2 separate regions of the Homo sapiens genome follow, and region 1 is linked to region 2. The links are chromatin loops, found by intact Hi-C in ENCODE. Cell type or tissue: PC-9. All regions are shown on one strand.

What was found. A loop is a pair of places that touch in the nucleus more often than their neighbours do. Peaks named below come from ENCODE experiments on the same cell type or tissue, not always from the same donor. Only the 100,000 strongest peaks of a DNase experiment are listed, where the experiment ranks them.
Region 1: a loop joins it to region 2, with 6 times the contacts of the local background. A loop is called at or near these places in 48 of 110 quality-filtered maps.

What each region holds. Positions count from the first base shown.
Region 1 is chr1:204,076,089-204,084,088 of GRCh38, reverse strand. All of the region lies in intron 1 of SOX13 (SRY-box transcription factor 13), which reads right to left. Among named protein-coding and RNA genes, the nearest start is that of SOX13, 7.0 kb to the right of the region's middle. RefSeq lists enhancers at 1,017-1,944, 3,354-3,648, 4,732-5,660, 5,661-6,589. In PC-9, no CTCF peak of the experiment used is centred here; a DNase peak (open chromatin) is centred at 3,448; H3K4me3 peaks cover 2,738 bases; H3K27ac peaks cover 7,652 bases.
Region 2 is chr1:203,866,569-203,874,568 of GRCh38, reverse strand. SNRPE (small nuclear ribonucleoprotein polypeptide E) reads right to left here. Exons shown (of 5, transcript NM_003094.4): 5 at 3,417-4,692. The coding sequence ends at 4,637. It also overlaps the pseudogene KRT8P29. Among named protein-coding and RNA genes, the nearest start is that of SNRPE, 9.0 kb to the right of the region's middle. In PC-9, CTCF peaks have their summits at 3,178 and 3,384 (motif pointing left); DNase peaks (open chromatin) are centred at 3,338 and 4,138; H3K27ac peaks cover 2,318 bases.

The DNA.
Region 1 (8,000 bases), 210 kb before region 2:
CCGCAAAGTCATAGTGTGCCTGGGTCCTTAGTGAGGAATAGGACCATCTGACATGCCCTTAGAGGCCCAGGTGGGGCCCCTGGGAGATGTGGAGGGGACCTACCCTTATGACCTCCTCTTCCCTCTGACCTGTTCTCCTCCCCACCCTCCAGATCTTTATGTTATGTCTTTCAGGGAACTTTTCGTGGGTGCTCCCGAAACATCCTGCCCTGTCCCTCCCTCCCCTCAGTTTGTCAGTACTGGTATCAGTTACTTACTTCACTTTCTCCAAGTTGTGTCAGGGCTATGCTGGCTTCATGGTCTTTCAGCCCCAGCCCAGGGTGGCCCGGCATAGCCACAAGGCAGGTGCTCCCTACATACCTGCCTCAGGGACGGAGGACCAGAGAAGGCCCCCGCAGTCCCCAACATCCACTCCATCTCCACCTCAAGTTCTTGCTTTTCAATCACCTCTTGGATTAGTAAGGCCCCGCGGCTGCTTAAAAGGCCAATGTGCTTCTGGAGTTACCTGTTAATCTGTCCACACACCTAGATTGGTAAAGCTGACTATCCAAGCTATCTCCTTAGAGATCAAGGAGCACGGATCCCGAAGGGCAAGGAATGGATGAGTTTAGATGATGGGAGATAGAGAGAGGAAGGCAGGGATATAAAGAAGACCCTGTGGGTTGAGGAAAAGCAGAAGGGCCTGGGGCAGGGGTTGCTGTCAGGTGAGGCAGAAACTTCCTCTCTTCCCCACGTGCCTCCTTTCAGTCTTACCTGCCCCATCTGAGAGCTCCTAAACCCCATCAGTCCTGACTCAGGAATCAGGAGGCTCCTTACACCTGTGGCCAATTGGCCCAAGAGGACTCAGGCTCAATAAAGGGTGTCAACAGTCCAACAGACCCTCTCTAAACTGCCAAACACACCAACACTCACACACAACCCCCTTCCCCACTACACACACAATTCTGGTTCTCCAAACTTCAAGTTAATCAGTGCCCAGAAAAGGGTAACACAGATAGCCAAAATGAGCCCCAAATGGAGGGTGCCACCATGGTGAGAAGTACGGATCTAAGGTCAGGTGAACCCAGTAGAAGAGAAGGGGAATTTACATTATGAAAACCAAAGGTCCCTGATGCTTTCAGCCAGTTCCAACAGGCTATCGTGTACAGTTGTACAGACTGTGCACTGCACAACTCTAAGAAAGGCCCATTCACCTAGACTTGTACACCCATTTCAAGGATTCTCTGGCCGAGAGCAGTCAAGTCCATCCCTTGTCTACTCAGATATCAAACAGAAAGCCCTCTTGCTACCCACCTCTACCCAAGTCAAGATTTGACACAGGTCCCCTTTCTCTATTCTCTGACCCTGTTTCCTGTTCTGGTCCCTAGGAGTTTACTGGATAGGGAGGAGAGGCCTCCTCTCCCTGCCCCACAAGCCCCAGTTAGGGAGCCCACCATTGGGTCTTTCTCTACCTCTCCTTTCTCTTCCTCAGCCCCTTGCCCTGGCCAGACACTCCCATATTAAGTGCTCCCGGGCGAGGGGGATGGCTGGGGTTCCATGACTGCCCCGGAAACAAAGTTGACAGCAAAAGGAGGGAAGGGGGTGATAGCCCACTACTGCTCCTCCCCAGGTATACTGGGATTGAAACCCCAACGTGCTTGGGGCACCAGAAGCTGGCTGTTCTGACTCTTCCTTTTTCTTCCATTCTACTCTCCCTTCCTTCTTGACATCCGTCTAATGTCCTCACTGTCTCCCTGGAGTTCTCGGAGGCCCTGCCTGGTTCCCATGGGTTGGAGGAGCCTGGCCAGGGTCTCCAGAGCACAGGCCCCTGCCTGCCTGCACACATATGTGCACACACACACACACACCACACCTGGCCCTCCACACACACACATCACACTCATAGATACACACATCACGCTCAGCCCTTCACAAACACACACACACCTGGCCCCCCACACATACACCCACACACACATCACACTCACATTACACTCACACACACATCACACTCAGCTTCCCTCCCCCCCACACACACCCCACCACCAGCCAAGAAAAGAGGAGCCGGGCAAGCCTGAGAAACAGCAGGGGCTGAAGGGGCCACTCCCTCTGCTTTCGACAGCGCCCTATTCAAGCCCCACTGCCCTCACCCCACCTGCCTCTGAGCCACGGCTGTACCTGCACACAGGCTTCCTTCCACCCCTCCCCACTACATTTTATTCCCCCTTCTTTCCCCACCCTACCCCACCCTCATGGAACAGGCCAGAACCAAAACCTCACAAGGATGGTTGAGTGACTTCAGACTCCTTCAGTAGGGCTGGAGGGTGGGGAGAGGTTGTTCGCATGAGGGTGGGGGACCTCATACCCCACACAGGCTGAGGGCTAAGACAGAAAACCCTCCTCACCCTCCACTCTGAGGAGTGCCAGGTCCTGCCTTGTGTGGCCAGGCAAGAGTTAATGCTTTTAAGTCAGTGTGAGGGCAGCTCACGCCAAGGCTCCCCTCCCTGTCTAGCCTTTCCTAGGCGCCAGGGCCAAAGCAGGAGGCCCCATGAGTCCCAGGCAACCCCCCAACCCCCACCCCCAGAGCCCGCCAGGGGGTCCGTGGGGCCCACTCAGTTGTCATCGTGAAAGGGCATCAGCCCAGTCTGACACATTTGCACAACCACTCTTCCTGCCACATCCCCTCTTAGCGCTGGTCAAACCGTGACTCCTCTTGGTCTTCCGTGGAAACAAACACTGATGACATTTCTGTTTCACTATCTGGAAATATTAGATTTATTTTAAATCCTTTTCATCCTGATGACGAAAGTGATACACATTGTTGTATTACTCTTAGAGACTACAGAAATAAGAAAACGAATATGAGCCACGATCTTTAAAAAAAAGAAAGAAGTCATGGCTGGGAGTGGTGGCTCATGCCTGTAATCCCAGCACTTCGGGAGGCCAAAGCAGGCGGATCACCTGAGGTCGGGAGTTCGAGACCAGCCTAACCAACATGGAGAAATCCCGTCTCTACTAAAAATACAAAAAATTAGCCAGGCATGGTCGCGCATGCCTGTAATCCCAGCTACTCAGGAGGCTGAGGCAGGAGAATTGCTTGAACCTGGGAGGCGGATGTTGCGGTGAGCTGAGATGGCACCATTGCATACTCCAGCCTGGCCAACAAGAGTGAAACTCCATCTCAAAAAAAAAAAAAAAAAAAAGTCAACAAAGGATATTGACCACCCCCAGCTACAGAAGCTGGAGTTGGAGCTGCTCTGCCTGCTGCACTTTCTCTAACTCAGCACCTGCCCCGCATGGTGGACTTATATGAAAACCTTCAAATGGCTAGTCCTGGACCCCCACAGCACCTGCCTGCCTCTGCACCAACTCAGCACAGGACCTGAGTCTGCATCAGGGAAACACCAGCCATACCTGGGAGCAGGCCCTGCCTCCAGGTTCCTCACCCCCTTTGTTGGGGGATGGGAGGGGCGGGACCAAGGCCCTCTGGGAACTAGTTCTCACCCCATCTTGTTCCACAGGCTGCACATTCCATTCTGAGTCAAGCAGGGGGCGGGGACTGGGGGAGGTAAGGCAGAGGGGAGGAGAACAGTCGGGCCTCCTCTGGGGCGGATCCCCCAGGGAGCTCCAGGCTTGGCAGGCAGGGATTACGATCAAAACCACCAGAGCGGGAGGGGAGCCAGGAGGGCTCCTGCCCAGTCTGTGGCCCCTTCCCCTCTCTCCTCTCAAGCCAAAACACTGACACCCTAGCTTGGACATGTCCCCAGAAGACACAGGGGGACAATGTTGGGGGTAACACCAATACCCCTCCCCCTAACCCTGCCCCAATCCCTTGGGCAGTTTATAGGGCTTCATGCCAAGGCTATTTAAATGCTAAGGCCACCGCTGGGGGGAGAGTGGAGGGAACTGAATTCCAAATTTGATGACTTCCCAGTGTCAGACTTCCTGTGACCAAAAGGGCCTGGGTATCCAAAGCTATTTGGGAAGAAAGGTGGCAGCTGGAGATACTGTCCCCACTTCTTCCTTCTTTTCCTCTACTATGCCACACAAATTCCGCTCCCCCAAAAAACACCCCTGGCTGAAGCCCTCAACATGTGGGTACAGATCTCGGGACGTCTCCTAGCTGTGCACACCCTGTGCACACCCAGGACTCTGAGATACCAGGCCACACACACAGCACATCCTGCAGCTTTGGTTTGCCCATGGATGACCTTAGGAGGAGGCAGGGGAAACCTCAGCCACTTCCTCCTCACCTCACAGCCTCTAGGAGGTCTGACCACTGCTGCTGTTCCATCTGAGACCATGGAGGTCCTCCCTGACAGCACCACAATGTGCTCTTGCCAGGAGTGAGCAGGGAGGCAGGCCTCAGGGCATTCCTAAAGCAGGAAGGACCCCCTGCCACCCACTAAGGCGGGAGAGCCACCTGGAGTAGCAGGTGGTAGCTACAAGGTTCTATGCTGTGAGGCCAGGCTCGGTGGTTCTCACCTGTAATCCCAGCACTTTGGGAGGCTGAGGTGGGCGGATCACCTGAGGTCGGGGGTTCGAGACCAGCCATGGCCAACATGGTGAAACCCCAACTCTCCTAAAAATACAAAAATTAGCCGGGCGTGGTGGCGCATGCCTGTAATCCCAGCTACTCAGGAGGCTGAGGCAGGAGAATTGTTTGAATCCAGAAGGCGGAGGTTGCAGTGAGCCAAGATTGCACCACTGCACTCAGGCCTGGGCGACAGAGCAAGACTCTGTCTCAAAAAAAAAAAAAAAAAAAATGTTCTATGCTGTGGACCACACCACAGGCTGGACAGAAATCTTTTTTTTGTTTGTTTGTTTTTTGAGACGGAGTCTTGCTCCGTCACCCAGGCTGGAGTGCAGTGGCTCGATCTTGGCCCCGGGTTCATGCCATTCTCCTGCCTCAACCTCCCCAGCAGCTGGGACTACAGGCACACGCCTCCACGCCCGGCTAATTTTTTGTATTTCTAGTAGAGACAGGGTTTCACCGTCTTAGCCAGGATGGTCTCGATCTCCTGACCTCGTGATCCGCCCGCCTTGGCCTCCCAAACTGCTGGGATTACAGGCGTGAGCCACCGTGCCCGGCCCAGAAATCTTTTCCTAGGGGAGCTGCAAAGGCTTCATCACCATGGGGCTTTAAGCTGGGTCCATGGCATACAGCAAGTGCTCTTAGGAGGGAACTACCATATCTCTGCTCCTCAGAGAAAGTATTTGCATTTTTTAAAAAGCAGTCACTCTTTATCAGAGAAGCTGACAGAGGTCGGAGGAACCCTGCTGAGCTGGCCTATAGCAATCTCTGAATCAAGTCTTCCCAAGAACTAAGGAAGGGCCAGTCAAAAGGGGGGTAGTCACCGAGGCAAAGACCACCATCTAGAGCATGCCTTCCTGCTTCGGGGCAGGGAGCTGACAGGAGAGGGAAAGCAATCCTCCATGGGTCTAGTTCCCCATCTGGTAAAAGGCACTGTGATGGCCTCCCTGGCTGACACATCCGGGTTCCAGAAAGGGGACTAGCAAAGGGTGAGGACCGCAACGAGTTCAGGCAGGAGCGAGCCCTCTTAAGCAAACACTGGGCACAAAAATAACTCCCATTCAAAGCACGATTTACTGTGTGCCTGGCCGGCCCTCCCAGCACAGAGCCCTTTTCAAACACTCAGCTTCACCCCTGAATGTGGCTGGGGGAGGGGGCTCAGGAGCACAGCTGCATTTGAATTCCACTTTTTCCGGTGGTGTCAGCTTCCTGGAGACTTACCCAGGGGAGCTGCCCAATAAGGACCGATCTCAAAGCACCCCCAGAGAGGAGAAAATCTTTGTAGAATCCAGTGTCAGCCTCTCAAGGGCAAGGACACCTAGATCCCTTGGTGGAATAGGCCTAGCTCAACCGACACTTGTCTGGCAACAGAAAACCCCAGAGCCCTTACCATTCATGGAGCACTGCTGCCGCAGACATCATCAGCCATTAGCCTCCCAACAGTTCTAAGAGGAAGGTATTGGCCGGGGGCAGTGGCTCATGCCTGTAATCCCAGCACTTTGAGAGGCCGAGGAGGGCGGGATAATTTGAGGTCAGGAGTTCGAGACCAGCCAAACCAACACGGTGAAACGCCGTCTCTACTAAAAATACAAAAAAATTAGCCAGGTGTGGTGGCACACACCTGTAGTCCCAGTTACTCGGGAGGCTGAGGCAGGAGAATTGCTTGAACTCAGGAGGTGGAGGTTGCAGTGAGCCAAGATCACACCACTGCACTCCAGTCTGGGCGACAGAGTAAGAGTCTATCTCAAAACAAACAAACAAACAAGCAAACAAACAAACAAAAGTAATTCACGACCATTGTAGAAAAGTGAAAAAACAAATGGAAGATAAAGAAAGAAATTAAAACCATCCATACGTCCAGTATCCAGAGCTAACCTCTGTAAATATTCTGATGCATCCTCCCAGATTCTGTCCTTGCGTGTGTGCATGATAGCCATGTGTATACTTACAATTCTCTGTACAAGATTAAGATTGTACTCTGTAGTTTTATATCCTGATTTTTTCACTTCTTATGTAATTTTCCAGGTTATAAACTGTTCTTTGTTAACCACGTTTTTGGGAGGTTTTGGGGGATGGTTTGTATACCCACCTGGTACTAAATTCAGAAAGGACAAAAGGGTCTACAGCAAAAACAATCTTTTCTCCATCCCATCCCTCAGCCACCATTTCCCTCCCTTGGGGCAACTATGATTACCGTTTCTTGTGTCCCAAATAATCTTTTAAAATCATAGAGCAGATCATGTCACTCCCCCACTTAAAACTCTCTGATGGATGCATCGCCTGCAATAAAATCCAGGCTTCTAACCAGTATTACCAGGCTTTGGCTCTCCTCTGATTTCTCCAGTCTCTCCTCTCCAGCCACATAGCTGTTGCCCCTGTTCTGGCCTCAGGGGCTTTCATTTGCTATTCCCTCTACCTGCAATCCCCTGTCTCCAGGTCTTTATGCAGCTGGCTCCTCAGCCTTCAAGGCCTGGGCTGAGCTATCCTCTCCCCCAGGGTGGCCTTCACTGGCCTCCCAATCTAGGGCCACCACTGCCTGACCTACATATGTTTTCTATCACATCACCCTGTGGTATTTCTTTCCCATTGCATGTCATAATCTGATAGTCTTGGTTACTTAAAAGTATTTACTGTCTGTCTCCCCACAATAGAAAGAAGCCTCTTTGAAGGCAGGCACGCTGCCTGTCTTGTTCTCCCCTGTTATCCCACTGCGTAGCACAGGCCCTGGCACATAGCAGGTGGTCAACAATTTCTGTTGAAGGAATGAATGGGGTGACTGCAGTGCCAGTTGTCATAATGACTAAAAACTGCCAATTGCAGGATCTCCAACATGAAGAAGCAACCTTCTGGCCATCCTCCCCCATGCCTGGGGTGGAGGTTGGAGGGTCTGAGAAAGGAGGACAGGAGCCTGTTGTCCAAGGCAGTGTGGCTGGGCAGCAGCACCCTGTTCTTCCTCCTGGTTGCTCAGCTCGCCCCTTACCTGTGCTATGCATTTGCAGAGTCCTGAATCAGACAAGGAACTTGTGACAAACCCAAATTCCTAGAAAATCCTCCAACTGCAAGTGGAAAGTTGGAGGTGACACTTTTGCCCCTCACCCCAAATCCCACATCCAGTCTACCCAAGCAGCTGTGCTATTCCAGGTTCCCAAGTGAGCCCAGCAGCAGGAGACACAGACACTACCCAGGGAGCAGGGCTCCTCCTGGGACAGTCCCAGCCCATTCCACCTGACTCTTCCCCTGGGCCCCAGACACCTGACAGGCTCTTTGCTCTGGAAATTCACCCTGCCCCAGAGACACAAATGCACATCCAATCCTGATCCAGCAGCCCAGGCTGAGGACGCTCAAGGGACACCCTTTTGGAGACAATTCCTTCCTGGGACCTGATTTCCATGGAGAGAACACTGCAGTTGAGCCAAGATTGATTTTTAAGAATGAGGAAAGGAGGGAATGAAATGCTTTCACAAAAGTTGTGAAGGGAGGGAGAAAG
Region 2 (8,000 bases):
GGAGCAATTTTTTTTCTATTTCTATATACTGTTTGGATTTTGATCATAAAAATGTACTAAGCTAATACTTTTAAATTTTTAATAATTCCATTGGATATAACTTTTAAGTTCATCTCCAGGTACTAATAGACTTAAGTTCTCAAGCTACCTTAAAAATAAAGTTTTGCTGAGCGCAGTGGCTCACACCTGTAATCCCAGCACTTTGGGAGGCCAAAGCAGGAGGATTGCTTGACCTCAGGAGTTTGAGACTAGCCTGGGCAACAAGGTGCGATCCCATCTTTACAAAAAAAAAAATTAAAAATTATACCTAGATGTAGCTTCTCTACTCCCTCTCAAATCTCTGCCTGGTTTGGACCATCTGCCTCCACTCTTGCCTCTACCATGTTCATCAGGGTGACCCAGAAGTCCTACAAGGTATCCACCTCTGGTCCCTGGGTCTTCAGCAGCTGCTTCTAAATGAATAGGCCCAATGCTGCATTAGCTCCTCAAGGCTCTCCCAAGTGGGTAGCAGCAGTGCTTCTGGGGTGGCCTGGGTCTGAGTGGAGGCTATAGCAGGGCCAGTGGTAATGGGCAGCATCACAGCCATCATGATGAACCAGAGCCTGCTGAGCCCCCTTAAGCTGGAGGTGTAACCGAACATCCAGGCCATGTGTACCCAGGAGAAAGAGCAGATCAAGACTCTTAACAATAAGTTTGCCTCCATCACTGACACGATACAGCTCCTGGAGCAGCAGAACAAGATGCTGCAGAGCAAGTGTAGCCTCCAGTAGCAGCAGAAGACGGCACAGAGCAACATGGACAACATGCTCGAGAGCTACATCAACAACCTTCAGCAGCAGCTGTACATTCTGGGCCAGGAGCAGCTGAAGCTGGAGGCAGAGCTTGGCAACATGGAGGGGCTGCTGGAGGACTTCAAGAATAAGCATGAGGATGAGATCAATAAGTGTACAGAGATGGACAATGCATTTGTCTTCATCAAGAAGTTTACGGACAAAGCTTACATGAAGAATGTAGAGCTGGAGTCTTGCATGGAAGGGCTGATTGACGAGATCAATTTCATCAGGCAGCTGTATGAAGAGGAGATCCAGGAGCTGCAGTCCTAGATCTTGGACACATCTGTGGTCCTGTCCATGGACAACAGCCACTCCACGGACACAGACAGCATCACCACTGAGGTCAAGGACCAGTACGAGATTGCCAACCACAGCTGGGCCAGGCTGAGAACACACACCAGATCAAGTACGAGGAACTGCAGACACTGGCTGGGAAGCATGAAGATGATGTGTCGCACAAAGACAAAAATCTCTGAAATGAACCAGAACATCAGCTGGCTCCAGGCTGAGACTGAGAGCCTCAAAGGCCAGAAGACTTCCCTGGAGGCTGCCATCACGAATGCCAAGCAGCGTGGGAGCCGCCATTAAGGACAGCAATGCGGCTGGCTGCAGTGGCTCACCTCTGTTAATCCCAGTACCTTGGGAGGCCGAGGCAGATGGATTGTTTGAGGCCAGGAGTTCGAGACCAGCCTGGGCAACACAGCAAAGTCCTCTAACAAAAATACAAAAATTAGCTAGTCTTATAACCCAGTCTCAAAAAAATAAATAAAAATTTAAAAATAATTTTTTTTTTTAAAAGACACCACCCCCAAGCAGGCATACTAGGAGCTGAGGAATGTCAAGCTGGCCCTGGACACAGAGGTTGCCACCTACATGAAGCTGCTGGAGGGCAACAAGAACAGGCTGGAGTCTGGGATGCCGAACATAAGTATATATATAAAGACCACCAATGGCTGCTCAGGTGCACTGAGCTTGGCCTATGGGGCCTCACAAGCCCTGGCCTCATCTATGGCTAGGCTCCAGCTTTGGCTCTGGCAGGGGCTCTAGCTCCTTCAGCCGCACCAGCTTCTCCAGGGTTCCTCCAGGTGCCGTAGTTGTAAAGAAAATAGAGACGCGAGATGGGAAGCTGGTGTCCAAGTCCTCTGATGTCCTGCCCAAGTAAATGGCCATGGCAGCCCCTCCCAGCCCATCCCTTCCTGTGGATGCCCCAGAGCCTGTGGAAGAGGCCACTGTGCAGGGGAGCATAGGGAACAGAAGTGAACATAGCCTCACCTAAGAGAGGCTCAGTCCTAGCTCTCAGCCCACTCATGGAGGGAGTTTATTGCCTGGGGTACCCCCCTGGCCCATGACTCCAGCTATAAAACAATTTGTTTTTTGTTTTTTCCAAAATAAAGCCTCAACTACCTCTGCCATTAAAAAAAACAAAAAACAAAAAAACTGCCAGGCTTGGTGGTGTGTGCCTGTGGTCCCAGCTACTCGGGGCGCTTAAGTGGGAGAATCACTTGAGCCCAGGAGGTCAAGGTCACAGTGAACTGTGATTGTGCCATTGCACTCCAGCCTGGGCAACAGAGCAAGACTCTGTCTCAACAATAAAGTTCTAACAAGCAATTCCTCACAAAAGCATGAATGAGTAGATAGTTTAGTTAAGGAAAATGCCTGTGTTATCCAGTTAACCTGAGATGCTATTAGGCTTACCCCACCATGACACTTCCCAGCCCATAATGCCTTAATCCAAATTAGAGGTACACTCTCTAATCCTGAAACTGTTGACAAGTGTGATATGGCAAGAGCTGGCACCCCAAAGCACAATATCCTATGATTTTCAAACTTTTCCTTCTGCCTACCTGCTACTAATTGAACAGCAGGCCCACATCACCACTTTTCTTTCAGAGCCTGATTCTCTATTCCTCCCACCCCCTGCTTCAAGAATGCTATGAGGGTTAGGGGTGTCTATCAAGACCCCCTCAGCAACCAACAGCCATTCCAGAAAAGCTGACATAACCCAGGGCTGCCAACAAGAGCAGCTTCCCAGCAGGATGTTTTAGTAACCTTAACGAGGCAGAGAGCAACGCCTCTCGTAAATTCTGGTTGGAAGAAACAATCTAGAGATGGTGGAAAAGTACAACTTAAAAAGCAAACACCACAGGCTCCAGTAGAGCAGGAAAGCAAGCAGAGATTTCTAAATACAGAGCTCAATTGTAAGAGTTCACTGTACCTTAATTCTCACTATCATCATTTGCTCTGTCAAAAATAGAACCTTCCATGTCTTGATCCATTCAGAATAAGCCACAGCAGGCACAGCTCTGCTTCCACAGGGCAGCCAGGTCAGAAAGGCCACACAGGGAAATGGAAAAGGCAGCCAGCAGGTTTTCTTAGAGATTATACTCCTCTGGGCTTTTATCCTTCTTCCCAGCTATTCTGGTGCCAAGAAAGCTGCAGGGAGGTCTTTGCTCTGCTCTGAAAAAGCTTCAATTCAATCTTCTCACCAGCAGGGCTGAAGCAGTCTCAGGGCTGTAACTCCCTCTGCTGCCCAATGTTTTCTTTGCATGTTGTGATCAGTTTAATTAATTTCAAACTCAAATGTTAAAAGAACTAATGCAGCCCTTTATTTCAAAACATAATCAAAAGAGCATGAGTTCAGACAGGAGGAATATAGATGGAATGCATGGTTCAAAGCTGGATACACTTCTGCATTCACCTACAAATCTCCTCTATCTCGGAAAGGATTTCTTTTATTCAGTTTCATGAAAAGTCTCCTTCACAGGCATGTAGAAAAGCAGGAGCCAGACTTCTTGGTCCTTCCTCACCCGTCCTTAATAACAACATGGCCTTTAGCAGAACTTAAGGCAGGCCTTATTCATCTTTCAAGATCCAATTTAAATAGCACTTAGAATGAGGCATTAAAACCACCTGCTTACCTGTCTGTTTCACTGTATTGATTCAACAGTGTCTAGCTAACAGCAGATGCTCACTATCTAACAGGATTCTAACTAGAACCATGTGCGATACTGGGGGAAGGGAAACCTGTCCATATAAGAATTCAACCAGCAATCACTGGGGGAAGAACCAAAATTCTTAAGAGATAAGAATAAGAGACAGGTGTATTTCTCCAACATACCATTATTCTGCCTAACAATTTGCCTACCAGCTATGCTTGTGGTCCTTTTCAGATTACCAATCTCAGTCTCTTTCCTGTAAACTCTTAACTGATTTTTAATGTACTTGAAAGGCACTTCATTCTTTCCCTATATCCAAATACTTCTCACATTCTGATCTTAGCGATAAAATTCACAAAGACCTCACAGTGACTCAATGAGAGTGTTGAGCAATACTGACCCCATTAAATAATGTACCCAACATATTTAGGTTAGAAACTCTGGTATTCCAGCATCCAGAACTACAAGTGATGAAGACTTTTGTTAGTGCAATAACTCTTATTTATTTTTCTGAACCCTCCCCTTCTCCACCTCCCAATACTGGAAGCTTACCCATCAGGCAGAATTCCTAATCTGCCTCAAAATCTACAGGTCCAAGCTCTGCGAATACCAAGTGCTCAAGGCAACTGCGACCCTTCAGAAAACTAAATACCAGCAACGAATGGTGTTACTGTGTAAAAAGTTTCTACTGCTGAATAGTAAGAAGCAATGTAAATTTTTTAATACAAACAATCCCATAGTATTTATTGCCATCTTGTAGTAACACGAGGGTAATCAAAACAATATGAATAAATGTTCACATTGGACAAAGGACATCTAAAAACAAACTGTATCCTTCTCAACAATTTCTCACTTCATTGATCATTTCTAGTTGGAGACACTTTGTAGCAGAGTAATATTATCTCCTTTTAGCATGATCCGACCTGCAACACAAAAACAACAAAAAGCTATTAATAGCCACACACTCAGATGTTTTACTCTCAGAATTTTGTATCCAGTTTTTGAACAATATTTTGAAAATGCTTTCTTATAAAAATATGTGAACATTTTCAAGTGTCCATATAGTGAAAGGCTTTCTGGCTCCATTAGAATACATTTATCTTTTCAAGAGACTAACATAGGTAGATGACATTTCATGACAAATATCATTTCTATGGACTAAGTCAACTCAATAGGCCTCATACAACATTTCCCAATGCTGAATTTGTAATAAAAGTTTGGAAATGAGTCGTATGTCAAGTTTGGGAAATACAGCATATTATAACTCCATTCTTAAAGCTGTTAGTATATTAAAGACTCCACCCTATCTCTACTAAAAATACAAAATTAGCAGAGCCTGGTGGCGCGTGCCTGTAATCCCAGCTACTTGGGAGGCTGAGGCAGGAGAATTGCTTGAATCCGGGAGGCGGAGGTTGCAGTGAGCCAAGATGGCACCATTGCACTCCAGCCTGGGCAACAAGAGCAAAATTCATCTCCAAAAAAAAAAAAAAAAAAAAAAAAAAAAAAAAAAGACTCCATCCTACAATAAACAAACCTGTTTTACCCAAAATTTCCTAAGGTTATTTAAGACAATACTTTTCTGAGAAATTTATAAACATCTTCAGGAACACTGGTGTTCACTGGTAGAACGGTTTGAGACACGTTGATCAACTCCAACAGTAATTAAACTGTTCTACTTTCCCAGGCTTCTGCAGGTATTAATAACATTCTATTCTACAGGATAAATACTACCATGGGAATTCAACAGTTGGTAAATAATTTATGAATAATATGACCTCAGTAAGGCTAAGCTTGCCCGTCCTGGCAAGACATCTTTAAATCTAAAAAACCCGGCTGGGTATGGTGGCTCACACCTATAATCCCAGCACTTTGGGAGGCCAAGGTGGGTGGAATGCCTGAGCTTAGGATTCGAGACCAGCCTGGACAACACGGTGACACCCCGTCTTCTACTAAAATACAAAAAATTAGCCAGGTGTGGTGGCATGCCCTGTAATCCCAGTTACTTGGGAGGCTGAGGCAGGAGAATCGCTTGAACCCAGGAGGTGGAGGTTGCAGTGAGCTGAGATTGTGCCATGGCACTCAAGCCTGGGAGACAGAGTGAGACTCCGTCTCCAAAAAAATAAATAAATAAATAACAATAAATCTAAAAAACCCAGGCTTTCATAAAAATAGTCTAAGCAGGAAGCAGCCAGCGAAACACCATACTGCTTCTCAGAATCTACTTTCCATATATCTAGTTCAGGTTGAAGAGAATCCTGAGGGTCTGAAAGAGAGACACCTGAAACCCACCACTGATAAAAGTATTAGTGAGCATTTAACAAATAAAGACAAAATGCCTAAATAAACCTCAAGTGAATGGGATGTTAACAGAAATGATTCAGTGTGTCTTGATGAAACCGTGAATCCTAAGACCATTCATTAACTGGGTTAAGAAATACCATTCATTGCCAGGCTTAGTGGCTCACACATGTAATCCCAGCATTTGGGAGGCCGAGGCAGGTGGATTGCCTGAGCTCAGAAGTTAGAGACCAGCCTGGGCAACACAGTGAAACCCCGTCTCTACTAAAACACAAAAAATCAGCCAGGCGTGGTGGTACACGCCTGTAGTCCCAGCTACTTGGGAGTCTAAGGCAGGAGAATTGCTTGAACCTGGGAGGCAGAGGTTGCAGTGAGCCAAAATCACGTCATTACACTCCAGCCTGAGCGACAGAGACTCTGTCTCCAAAAACAAAAGAAAGAAATACCATTCATTGTTCAAATATTTTTTAGTTTCTATTATGTGCCAGGCATTGAGTTAGGTACTGAGCACACTGGGATCAAAAAAGGCATGACTCATACACTTACGGTGAAGCATCTGATAACAGGAGAGACACTAATAAAATAATTTCAATAATAAAGGTTTTACTACAAACTCAGGGAGCACATAATCCCGCCTTCCCCCATCCCCAGCAAAACCAAATTAAACTTTGAACTTTTTAGAGCAGGGCTTCCTAACCCCTGGGCCACAGACCAGTACCAGTCCTGGTCCCTGTTAGAAACTGGGTCACACAGCAAGAGGTGAGCAGTGGGCGAGGTGGCGGAGCTTCATCTGTATTTACAGCCACTCCCCATCACTAGTATTCCCGCCTGGGCTCTGCCTCCTGTCATATCAGTGGAAGCCTTAGATTCTCATAGGAGCGCAAAACCTATTGTGAACCGGGCAAAGAGGGATCTAGGTTGCGCACTCCTTATGAGAACCTAATGCCTGATGATCTGTCACTGTCTCCCATCACCCCCAGATGGGACTGTCTAGTTGTGGGAAAACAGGCTCAGGGCTCCCACTGATTCTACATGATGGTGAGTTGTATAATTATTTCATTATATATTACAATGTAATAATAATAAAGTGCACTATAAATGTAATGTGCCTGAATCATCCGAAAGCCATCCCCCACACCCCAGTCCACAGAAAAATTGTCTTCCACAAAACCGGTCCCTGGTGCCAAAATGGTTGGGGACCACTGTTTTTTTTTTTTTTTTTGAGACAGAGTCTCGCTGTGTCGCCCAGGCTGGAGCGCAGTGGCGTGATCTCAGCTCACTGCAAGCTCCGCCTCCCAGGTTCGCGCCATTCTCCTGCCTCAGCCTCCCGAGTAGCTGGAACTACAGGCACCCGCCACCATGCCCAGCTAATTTTTTTTTTTTTTTTTTTTTTTCAGGAAAGACAGGGTTTCACCATGTTAGCCAGGATGGTCTTGAATTCCTGACCTCGTAATCCACCCGCCTCGGCCTCCCAAAGTGCTGGGATTACAGGTGTGAGCCACTGCACCTGGCCTAGGGGACCGCTGTCTTAAAAGAAGTGATATTTGATCTGAGCTCTACAGACACAAGGAATATCATATACAAAGATTAATGGTTGGGCAAATCTGCAGATTCAAAGAACTGAAATAAGACAAGTGTTGCTAAAGCTCAGAAAGTGAGGCAGTGATACGAGATGAGCAGAGGGAGATAAGACTAGATCATGAAGATCATTAGATTTGCAGAATCATTAGATTTTTTTTTATCCTAACAGCAACAGGAAGTCATTGCAGTATTTCAAGCAAAGGGATGACATATGTTCAGACTGGTGTTTTTAAAAGATGAGTGAGGCCTGGAAAGCAAACTGGAGGTAGCTGCAGAGAAATCAATTAGTAAGCTGAACTGGAAACTGGTGCCATTCAATAAGGCAGGAAATAATAATACAATAGCTCTAAAC